Linked DNA regions of Homo sapiens: region 2 is linked to region 1. Evidence: chromatin loops called from intact Hi-C (ENCODE). Cell type or tissue: heart right ventricle. All regions are shown on one strand. Links, peaks and the distances in the headings refer to the core of each region. The heading gives the core; the rest is flanking DNA. Region 1 overlaps SUGT1 (SGT1 assembly cochaperone of MIS12 kinetochore complex). Region 2 overlaps ATP7B (ATPase copper transporting beta).

The links. Peaks named below come from ENCODE experiments on the same cell type or tissue, not always from the same donor. Only the 100,000 strongest peaks of a DNase experiment are listed, where the experiment ranks them.
Region 2: it touches region 1 in a loop (24-fold over the local background); 1 of 110 quality-filtered maps calls a loop at or near these places.

Annotation. Positions count from the first base shown.
Region 1 is chr13:52,667,006-52,672,392 of GRCh38, reverse strand. All of the region lies in intron 10 of SUGT1 (SGT1 assembly cochaperone of MIS12 kinetochore complex), which reads right to left. Among named protein-coding and RNA genes, the nearest start is that of SUGT1, 17 kb to the right of the region's middle. In heart right ventricle, for the core only: a CTCF peak has its summit at 2,534; no DNase peak of the experiment used is centred there.
Region 2 is chr13:51,992,514-51,997,900 of GRCh38, reverse strand. All of the region lies in intron 1 of ATP7B (ATPase copper transporting beta), which reads left to right. Among named protein-coding and RNA genes, the nearest start is that of ATP7B, 16 kb to the left of the region's middle. RefSeq lists a silencer at 1,574-1,868. In heart right ventricle, for the core only: no CTCF peak of the experiment used is centred there; a DNase peak (open chromatin) is centred at 2,066; H3K27ac peaks cover 1,700 bases.

The sequences.
Region 1 (5,387 bases), core at 319-5,318:
TATTTGCTGAGTACCTACTCTGTGCCAGAAACAGTGCTGGTACATAAGGACACAGCCTCTGTTCTTCTTAAAGTAATTAATCAGGAGAGACATTCCCATAAACAAAAAGATTCCAGTATGTGTCAGGTGTAGTGACTGACCTATGTATCAGGAAATATCAGGTTATCTGAAAGGAAACATGCTAGAATGTCATCTGAGTGGTGAGTCTGAGTGATTACTTCCTAAACTCCTTTATCTTTTCCAGATTTTCTATGATAACGCATTTGCTGAGTTTACAGCCCGAATAAAAATCGAAATAACTAAAATAAAACAGTAAGAAAGGTACTGTAACATTTATTGAGCTCTTATTACATATCCTGCATGCTACATGCTTCACATATATCATCTTACTTAACGGAATCACCCTATTAAAAAAGATTGTTATCCATATTTTAGAGATGTGGGAGCCAAGATATGAAATAATTTGCTGTAAGCGCATTTTTCAGCTAGAATTTTAACTTATTTCCTAAGAAATAACCAGGGGTTGAGAATAACACAAAAACAATCAGTTGTATAGTTAGAAGAGTCACAAATAGGTGCCATTGGTTAGATATATGACCATAAGCAAGCAACTCAATCTCAGCGAGCCTCAGTTTCTCCTATAAAATGAGAACAGTAGGCCCTGACTCATTTAGGGTTCTCAAGAAGATTAAATGACACTATGTATGAAAAGAATAAAGAACCACGTCTGGCAAATAACAACAGAATGCTATTATCAATATCCTCAGCTAAAAAACCTGGGCAAATTATTGAACATCTCTGGGTTAAGTTTCTCTACCTGTAAACTAGGGATAAAAATACCTACACCATGCAGTAACTATGAGAATTACATGAGATAATTCATAGTACAGTGCCTGGAATGTGATAAAACAGTCAAAACACCTATTCTTATTCTCCACAGGTCAAACAAAATGGGACTGGCTAAATAAGCTACAGTACATGCATATGCCGAAATACTTTGCTGTTGAATATGTAAGGATGTGATAAAAATATCAACAAAATGTAGCTGTTTAAAAATTATGTAAAATTCTTTTAAAAATATATAAATATACATTACAAAATATATGAAAAGATAAGAATACATTCCAAGATCTACAATTTGTGATCTTTTTTTAAACTAATTCAGTTAAAAAAGAAATCTCACTATTATCACCACCACTGTACTAAAAAAGCAAAAGAAAACAATAATTTTAAAAACTCTCATATCTATGTATTCAGACAAGCAGAAGGAAGCATCATGCCCAGATACCCCATTCCATTATATTATCACCAGGATTTTTATTTAACATACATATATTCTTCTATGAACATTAAGCAATAGGATACGCTCTAAAACTTCTCAAAGTGGGAGAAGAGAAAAGGAGGCTATTTTGTTTCTAAGACAGACATTTTTATTTCTCACAATTCCAGGCCTTCGTATTTTATATTGTATAATCAGCAAAATTACTATGACTTAACTATGACTTAAGAATACAAGAACATTTCCACAAGGGCAAATTCACCCCAAAAGACTGAGAATTCTAATTCTTTTTTTTCTTTTGGAGACGGAGTCTCACTCAGTCACCCAGGCGGGAGTGCAGTGGCGCGACATGATCTCGGCTCACTGCAACCTCCGCCTCCCAGGTTCAAGCGATTCTCCTGCCTCAGTCTCCCGAGTAGCTGGGACTACAGGCACCCGTCACCACGTCCAGTTCATTTTTTGTATTTTTAGTAGAGACAGGTTTTCACCAAGTTGACCAGGCTGTTCTCGAACTCTTGACCTCAAGTGATCCGACCGCCTTGGCCTACCAAAGTGTTGGGATTACAGGCATGACCCACCGTGCCCGACTTGTGAATTCTAAATCTTAAAGGGAATGAAAATTAATTTTTAAAATGAGTATTTCACAATATGGGTGCCACTAAAGTCACAATTCTGAGACTGTGACCAGAGAATAGTGTCATGAAATCAACAAGATGAAAGACATATAGTTTCTTAATTTCTAAAAAATTAATAGGCTGACATTAAAGCTGATATTCAGTAAAAAGTAGCAATAACTATCAGAGATACTGAAAAAATATGAATCCTGGCTTGGAAAAACATATTGGATACTACACTGTAAAATAGTTAAGAAATGCTACTTCATTAATTTCAGGGTTTTACCTCTTACTACTTTCATCACAAATTACATATCACTCAAATAAATAATATTTAACCACTGGCTATACATGGATATGCAACATTCATTCAATCTTGAAGGTGGGAAAGAAAAGAGAATTCCCAAAAGCAAAGAAATCGCCCTTTTAAGCTGCAAATTTTACAGAATCTCTACTATTAAGCAGATTCTCCTCTGCAAAATGCGTCCTTTCTCAATTCACAAAGGTCCAAGATATCTCAACAATCAAGATATCTGAATACATGAAAAGCAAATTATTTTAGTACTGTTGTCTCTTAAGTGTCCACGAAGTAAGCCTCAGTAACCCAGATATTTTATTTTCAGTATTTTAATATTGTCTCCCTCTACTGTATGAAAAAGGAAATTCAAAGATTTTATCATTTATTTCCCTTAAGACATAATTAAGAAAACTTCTTTCAATTTGCTTCCCCCCAAATAGTTTAAGAGTTAGTAATCTAACAAGATTTTGTGTGTGCACATATATATATATATGGTATATAAAATACAGAGATTCCAGGGTCAGGACAAGAAAAATAATAATTCTTTAGGACACATCCTTAGAATCTAAGTTCTCCAATTCAAAACTTAGAAAAACCTAAGCAAAGATGCACTAGTTTGGTTGGCAATCAGAAGTGTATCTACGTCTCCTAGGCCAGGCTGAAGAATTTAGTTAACTAGGTAAACTTGGGGAAAGTATTTAAACTCCATTAACATGATTGTTTTTCCACCTGCAAAACTAAGAATAAACATTCTCTGCCAATGTCATGGGACTAAAACCAAAATCCAATTTTAATTCATTCACTGAACTAAGCACCCACTGTGCAATGTATGTGGTGAGGGCTGCCAAGTTTAGCAAATAAAATTATAGCATGAAACATATTTACATAATAAAAATTATTCATTGTTTATCTTAAATAGAAACTTAAATGAACATCTTGTAACTTTATCTGGGGACCCTAACTGGGGCACATACAAAGATACAAATAAAACATGCTTCTTATCCTCAAAGACTTACACAGAAACGAGGGACATGAAATGTATACATAAACTACTATATAAGGAAGAAAAGTCGTCACTTAGCATTTAAAGAGGAAGGGGCAGAAAAGGCAAACTGAGAACATAGTAGTATGGTTGAAGAATGGTTAAAATTAACAAATCCAAGACTCAAAAGAGAAAAAAGAATTGAGATAAGAGTGCTTAATTACATCCTCAACTCTAGCCACACATCTATGTATTTACCACACATGATATTCTTCCACTATAGGAGGTGGCTCAGTAATACAAGTTCTTAAGTCATTTATCATTAATTCACACTCAATTTAAATAACTCCAAATGGACATGCATTAACAATCTTTTTTTTTTTTTTTTTGAGACAGAGTCTCACTCTGTTGCCCAGGCTGGAGTGCAACGTAGTGATCTCAGCTCACTTGCATTAGCAATCTCGATAGACATATACCAAAAAAAGTCAAATTCATTATTTTATGAACTATATCCCTCTCAAATCTACCTATTTTGTGCTTGATTACTAAAAATTCTTTTATTAAACAAATTCTATACTATGTGGATAGGACCAGTGAGAGACCAAAATCCTGGTAAGATTTCATCCCTTTCCTCACTTTCTATTGTCCCAAGCAGCTATTTCAAAAATCTGCCTCATAATTAACCAGCTTTGTTCTTGACAATCTTCAAATAAGTAGGCAGATCCTTTTTAACTGGATGCAAAAAACTACTTCACTTTACACTTTCTTCTCCAACCCTCTGCAGCTGTGTCCTTTCTGCAGGCCCAATTATCATTCTTCACAACACAGGCCAACCCCGATCCTGTTCCACAACAGGAAACTTCACATGTCCTTAGAGCTTCAACCTAATAAATACTAACACAGTATGCTGCAGGACCTATGTATAAAAAAAGGAGTAATAGGCCAGGTGCAGTGGCTCACACCTGTAATCCCAGCAGTTTGGGAGGCCAAGGTGGGCAGATCACGTGGTCAGGAGATCAAGACCATCCTGGCCAATATGGTGAAACCCCATCTCTACAAAAATACAAAAATTAGCTGGGCGTGGCAGTACATGACTGTAATCCCAGCTACTCAGGAGGCTGAGGCAGGAGAATCACTTGAACCTGATTCAAGAAGGCGGAGGTTGCAGTGAGCTGAGATCACAGCACTGCACTCCACCCTGGCAACAGAGCTAGACTACATCTCAAAAACAAGGAAAAAAAAAAAAAGTAGTAATGGAAAAAGCCTACCTACATCATTTATTCCCATTAACTCATTTATCATATACCTTCACACAATTCTACAGCTGAAAGGACTCCAGAGTTCATTTGGTCCACAGCCCTCCTTTCAAAGGTGCTGAAAATTCAGTCTTATAGTCATTTTGTGCCTAGACTAAATACACAGGGCAAGCAAAGATCCAGAGTCAGATTTTTAAATTTTCAGTTTTTTTCCTACTAAATTACACTATTATCTACATCTTTTGAGTGATACTCTCTGAATATTAATTCTGTTGTATATCTCTACTTCTTTTAGAAACTATAAAGGAATCTAAAAATTACTCAAACTATAATTTACTCATTGTTCCCTCATAATAGAGTAATCTAAAATTCAGTTTAAAAAAAAAAGTCAGGAGTTGGAGACCTGCCTGGCCAATATGGTGAAACCCCATCTCTACTAAAAATACAAAAATTAAGCAGGGCGTGGTGGTGCATGCCTGTAGTCCCAGCTACTTGGGAGGCTGAAGCAGGAGAATCACTTGGATCCAGGAGGCAGAGGTTGCAGTGAGCCGAGATCACGCCACTGCACTCCAGCCTGGGCAACAAAGCAAGACTCCGTCTCAACAACAACAACAAAAAAAACAAAAGGCAGATTCATCTTTCTTGTAGTTTGTATTTTTAACTGCATGAGGTAGGGTGACAAAAGTATTTGTACATCAAAACAGACAAAACTGACAAGTTCAAGGGAAGAGACATTGTCAGTATCAAATCTTAAAGACAGGCTGATTATTGTATCTTTTTAAAAAAACCCCTTTATTGAAAAACATTATATCTGTCTTAGTAAATACACAAATGCCACACACTCTAAGTGGATTTTTATTCTTTACTGTACTAGAATTTGAGAGGTAAAATAACCCTTATACTCAAAAGTTATCATTCTTATTTTCTTGTCCCTGTTAAAGGGCTGAAAGAATCTACA
Region 2 (5,387 bases), core at 123-5,122, 670 kb after region 1:
TTGCCTTCTTCCCACCCTCCCCGCTCATCTTGGTGTACTCATCACCATGTGCTCAATCTGCGAAACTGGAAATGGCATTGTCATCCTCAGGCCCCCACTTTTTGTCACCTGCTGTGATCCAGCAGTCACTGAGTTGGGAGGCCTCCTCGTTTGTTTAATCGTATTCTACTATTAAATTTTCTGCCCCTTGTAATCCCTCCTCTCCTGGGTCTTCATTCTTGTTTCTGCCCAAACTGTTTCCAGATCACAAATATGATTCTGTGAGTTCTCTCCTCAGAAACTCCTGGTGATTCTACACCACCCACAGGACAAAGTCTAGACTCTGCCCTTTCTAACCTGGCCCCAGCCCCCTTTTCTGGCTGTCTTCTGGGTCTGAGCCACCATCTAGAAATGGTTTGAATGGTGAAGTATTTCAATTTCATGGAGCTAACAGAATAGATTATTTAAAAGCATGTGGGACATATGATCCCAACATATTTTCCTTATTAGCTATTCATAGGCACAGCACAGAAGAAGCATTTATATTTATAATGATCTCATGTCACCAAGGAAAAGTTAAAATATGTTCAATAACTCACTTTAAAAGGCAGCGGAAAAATAGATGTCACTTATGGGGAATATTTTCACCCAGAATGACAAAATTTTTAAAAAATCTAATGCTCAAAGCGATGAGCTTCAGTTACCTGGAAAATCTACTTCTGATGCCCCATAAATGAAATGTCAGGTGGTCAGCAGGGCATGTGAGGCTCCTGATAGATCCTTTCAGGAAGGGAGAGACATAGATAAGCAAGACCTGAAGAATCACTAGAAAGCAATCACAGATGCACCTGATGTATTTACATGGGCTCCCATAGAGGCAGCTGCACAGCCCCACAGTGCTGGCCTCTGGCAGGGAGGCTAGGGTTGGGGCTCAAGGCCTTTAGCATCAAATATACCTTTCCTTTGATGAAAATGGGTTTGAATGACATTTCTTGGAAATTGAGGCAGGTTCTTTGTTTTTTGGCTGAGCACTTAGGAGATAAGAAACAAACCCAGACACATTTTGGAGGAGTTGGTTGCTCAGCGTGTGCTTTAGAAGTGATAGCAACCGCCACAAGTGTGGTAAGAAGCAGCAGGATAAAGCAGGCACGAAGGGGCTTTGGTGCATGGACCAGCCTTGGTGTTGCCTTTCCTCAAAGAGAACAGATCTCTCAGTCAGGAGTTCTTGGGGCAGGGATGACAGTGTTAATGGGGGAGGAAGCGTCACTGTGGGCAACCTATGAGGAGGCAGCCTTCAGTGACCTTGGGCATGTGTTCTGAGTGCCCTCACTGGGTGCACACCTTAGTGACCCCCTGCTGGTACATTCTGCTGTGAAGAATAACACGGAGAGACAGAGTGATCATTTTACCCTGAATTCAATTCCACACTCACTTGCAGCAGGAGGTATGGCTGGAATTAGTGGCTGTGGTGGAGCTGTTCCTGCCATGGGGGATGTGGTCTCTCCTTCTGGTCCCCGAGTGGTGGGGTGGGAATGGAGGCAGCGCTGCCCGACAGAGCAGGCTGCTGCTGGAATTACCACAGTGTCGTGTGTCTCCTCCTATTAATCCCCATGTGGAACAGCAGGTAGCCTGAGAAGCCTGAATTGTGCCTTAGTTCCTGGCCGTGGTGCTGCTTAAACAGATGAGCCTTGTTAGCCAGTTTGTGCAGTCAGTTCTTACTGAAGTCAAGCCTTTGGTCCAAGGGAAAACAAAGCTACAGGAAACATGGAACTTTCTTACACCTTCTTGAAAATACAAGTCATGTTGCCTAGGAAATACTTCTCTCACCAAGTATTCTGCACGCTGCCAACATTGGAGCTGTGGAAGAGGCAGCTGAAGCAATTCCAAGAAAGTGCTAGCAGTTTGGTAATAAAAGGAAGTGGCATATCTCTCCTGCCTCTAGACTGGGTTTCTAGGAGTGCACATGGCCAAAAGGAAACTGCTGCACTCTGGCAAGTGATTACATGTTGTGCTCATGGACACCTTGGCCGGGTGTCCAGTGTGCACTGGGTGAGGGTGTGCATGGGCTGTGTGCAAAGATCTGCAGTGCTGCACACAGTGTGTTGAGTGAGAGGGTGCCAAGTGCTGGGACGGTTGTAGATAAACAAAAGCAAATAGGTGCAGTACTGTGCAGCCTGCCCAAGTTCCCAAAGCTTGCTGCCAGGCTGAAGACTGCTGGCAGCCTCTCCTGGGCTGGGTCAGGAGTAGAAGGGTGTCTTCCCCTTGCTAATTAGGAGGACACTTCTAAAGCATTTCTCTCTAACACAACCAAATAGTCTGCTGAAGGTGAACTGCTTTAGTGAGGAGGGAAGCCGTGGCCGTGAACTCAGCGATAGAGAAAGCCAGGGGTGATGTGCCCCAGAGCCCCGAGCAGTCCTTCCTGGCAACTCTGAGTGACCAACATGTGACCCTGCTGTCTGTCCACAAGCAGTGGTCCTTTAGGAAGAGCCCTGGGGTTAGGCATTCAGCCAGGCCAGTGTCTACTGTGGAGGAAGGCACTCCACCGTCAGAGGAAGGAGAATTTCCACAGAGAGTTTTGAATGGAACCTGGGAAATGAGTTCCAGTCAGGTCAGTGCAATTGCAGATGGGCTAAAAAGCCTGGAAGGGCCTGGACCCATTTTAAAGATGGAGGTTTCTCTCCATGTCTCTTGTGTGGGATATTGGGGAGAGGTCTGGGGAGCGGAATGAGAGTGTGAATGTAGCACCTGGCAGGAGTCAAGCTGATTAATTACACCATGGCTTGGAAGTTTGGGTTTTGTTGCTTTTTATTTTCAGAATATTTTGTAAGACTCTATGAAGCAAAAGTTTTCCACAATGCAAGTCAAACAAAAATGAATCCTTCCTTCTTTTTACTAATATGTTTTATAGTGTATACCTTATTTTGTTAATCTGTACATTTTAACTAAACATTTTGAAAATGCTGCAAAATGAAGTTCCTTTTCTTAAGCAAGTTGAAGTTTTGTTACTCCAAAGGTTAGGTCATGTCCAAAAGTAAGACAGTATAACGTTTTGTAAAAATGGTGCCTTTTAGCAGCATTTCTGAGCAGACTGGTGGTGTGTACAGGGTCTTCTTCATTGACCTAGTCAGACGAAAATAAAAAACAACTTTTGAAGGCATTTACTAGTTAGATACAAAGGAAGGTTTCATAAGTACTTTGCTTCCTCTAAGACTTATTTTTGTGCTGTTCATTGGTTAAAGTCCCAAAGACTAAAGGAAATTTTGTGAAAAGAACTTTCAAATGTGCTATGCAAGAGATTTACATACGTTGAAATCACAGGGTACTTGGATATTGAAGACAGAAACTCCTTTTGAGTATTTAAAGATTCTGCATTTTGCTATCAGGTTTTTAACCAAGGATATAACTATGCTCGGAGGTATTTATTTTAAAATATTAAAAGTGTTTTTTGGTGTTCTGAATTTGTGGAAATTTCCAAGAGACTCCTTTAAAGTTTTTTCCTAGGCAAATTTAAAAATATGAAATGTAGAATTATTCAGTGGCTGCCCGTTTGGGTAGCTTCTACACAGAGGTTCGAGTGGTTTTAGGGGAGGGAAGTGAGGTGATAGATACAATTTTAATTACTTTGTTTTCTAAAGTAGTTTTATAAATTTCATTTTATGTCTCTTTAAACTGTATTAAGCCAGTAGCTAAACTAATGTGTTAAATCACTTAGAATTTTAAAGAGTGACAGAGCGTTTAATCTTTTAATCAGCCTTTTCATATGTTGCCGGTTTATACAATATACGGTGAACATTTATACTTTTAGCCATGTGTTTAAAATAGTGAAATACTAAATATGTTGGGGTGAAAATGCTTGAGGCATTTTTAAAAAATGTCCAAACTGTTACTTTACAATTTCCAGCCTATATCTGAAGTTTTGAGATATGACGTGTGCTGGTGATTTTTAAGGCCAGCACCAATCTGTGACTAGTGGGGCGACCTGAAGCTGACTAGGGGAGCCTCTTCAGAAAGGAGGGCTGGGGAAGAGGCCTTGGTGGAGGGGATCTGAGTGCAGACCCAACACAAGTTGTGGGACCTGGGCAGGTGAGTCTTGGACACTCTCCTTTAGATTCTTCATTGCAAAGTGGATGATAAATCCTGCCTCATATGATTGTGAAAGCACTTTGTAGATTATCATGCAAATGCAAAATAGTGTTACTTCTGCCAAAATTATGCTTTTTCAGAAGAATTTCCAACTCTGAGATATGTTTGATGTGTTGTCTGAAGGTCTGGACAGGACTGTGATAACCCAGTAATCTATCTGAGCACAGTTGCAACTCTATTTTTCCTTTGTTTGTTTTTTTCTAAGTTTTTTATTTTGGGACATGGTCTCTTGCTGATGCCGAGGCTGGAGTGCAGTGGCATGATCATGGCTCATAGCACCCTCGACCTTCCGGGTTCAAATGATTTTCCTGCCTCAGCCCCCTGAGTAGCTGCCACCACAGGTGCATGCCACCATTTCCAGTTTCTCTTTATTTGTAGAGATGTGGTCTCCCTATGTTGCCCAGGCTGGTCTCAAACTCCTGGGCTCAAATGATCCTCCTGCCTCCCCCTCCCAAAGTGCTGGGATTATAGATGTGAGCCACCGTGCCTGGCAGCTCTATTTTTTCTAAAGCTCTGATTATAAAAGTAACATATACTCTATATAAAAAACAAATTTACGATGGAACGAGGAGAATACAAAAAAGTATAAAGAAAAAGCAGTCGTTTTCCCAACAAATATGAATGTGTATACGTGTATGTATGTTTATGTTTACATAATGTATATTTTTAAAATAAATATGGGATCAAATTATACATACTATCTTATACTTTGCATTTCTTACTGAATATTTTGTGGACATTTCTGTATGTCAATATATATGTAAATCTGTATTATCTTTTTTTTTTTTTTTTTTTTTTTGAGACAGAGTCTTGCTCTGTCATCCAGGCTATAGAGTGCAGTGGCGTAATCTTGGCTCACTGCAACCTCCATCTCCTGGGTTCAAGTGATTCTCCTGCCTCAGCCTCCAGAGTAGCTGGGACTACAGGCACCTGACACCATACCTAGCTAATTTTTGTGTTTTTAGTAGAGATGAGGTTTCCCCATGTTGCCCAGGCTGGTCTCAAACTCCTGAGCTCAAGTGATCCACTCACCTCAGCCATCCAAAGTGCTGGGATTACAGGCGTGAACCACCCTGCCTGGCCTATATAATCATTTTTTATTGCAGTTCCACTTTTAAATTTAGGATTAATTTTTAGAAAGAATTTAGTTATCCTTAAATAGAAGAAATTTGCAGTAGCTGGTTTATGATTATAAAAACCAACCCAAAAGTTAATTTCAATTGTGACTCAAAGTCTGTTATAAATCAGCTTTGCACCTTGAGAAC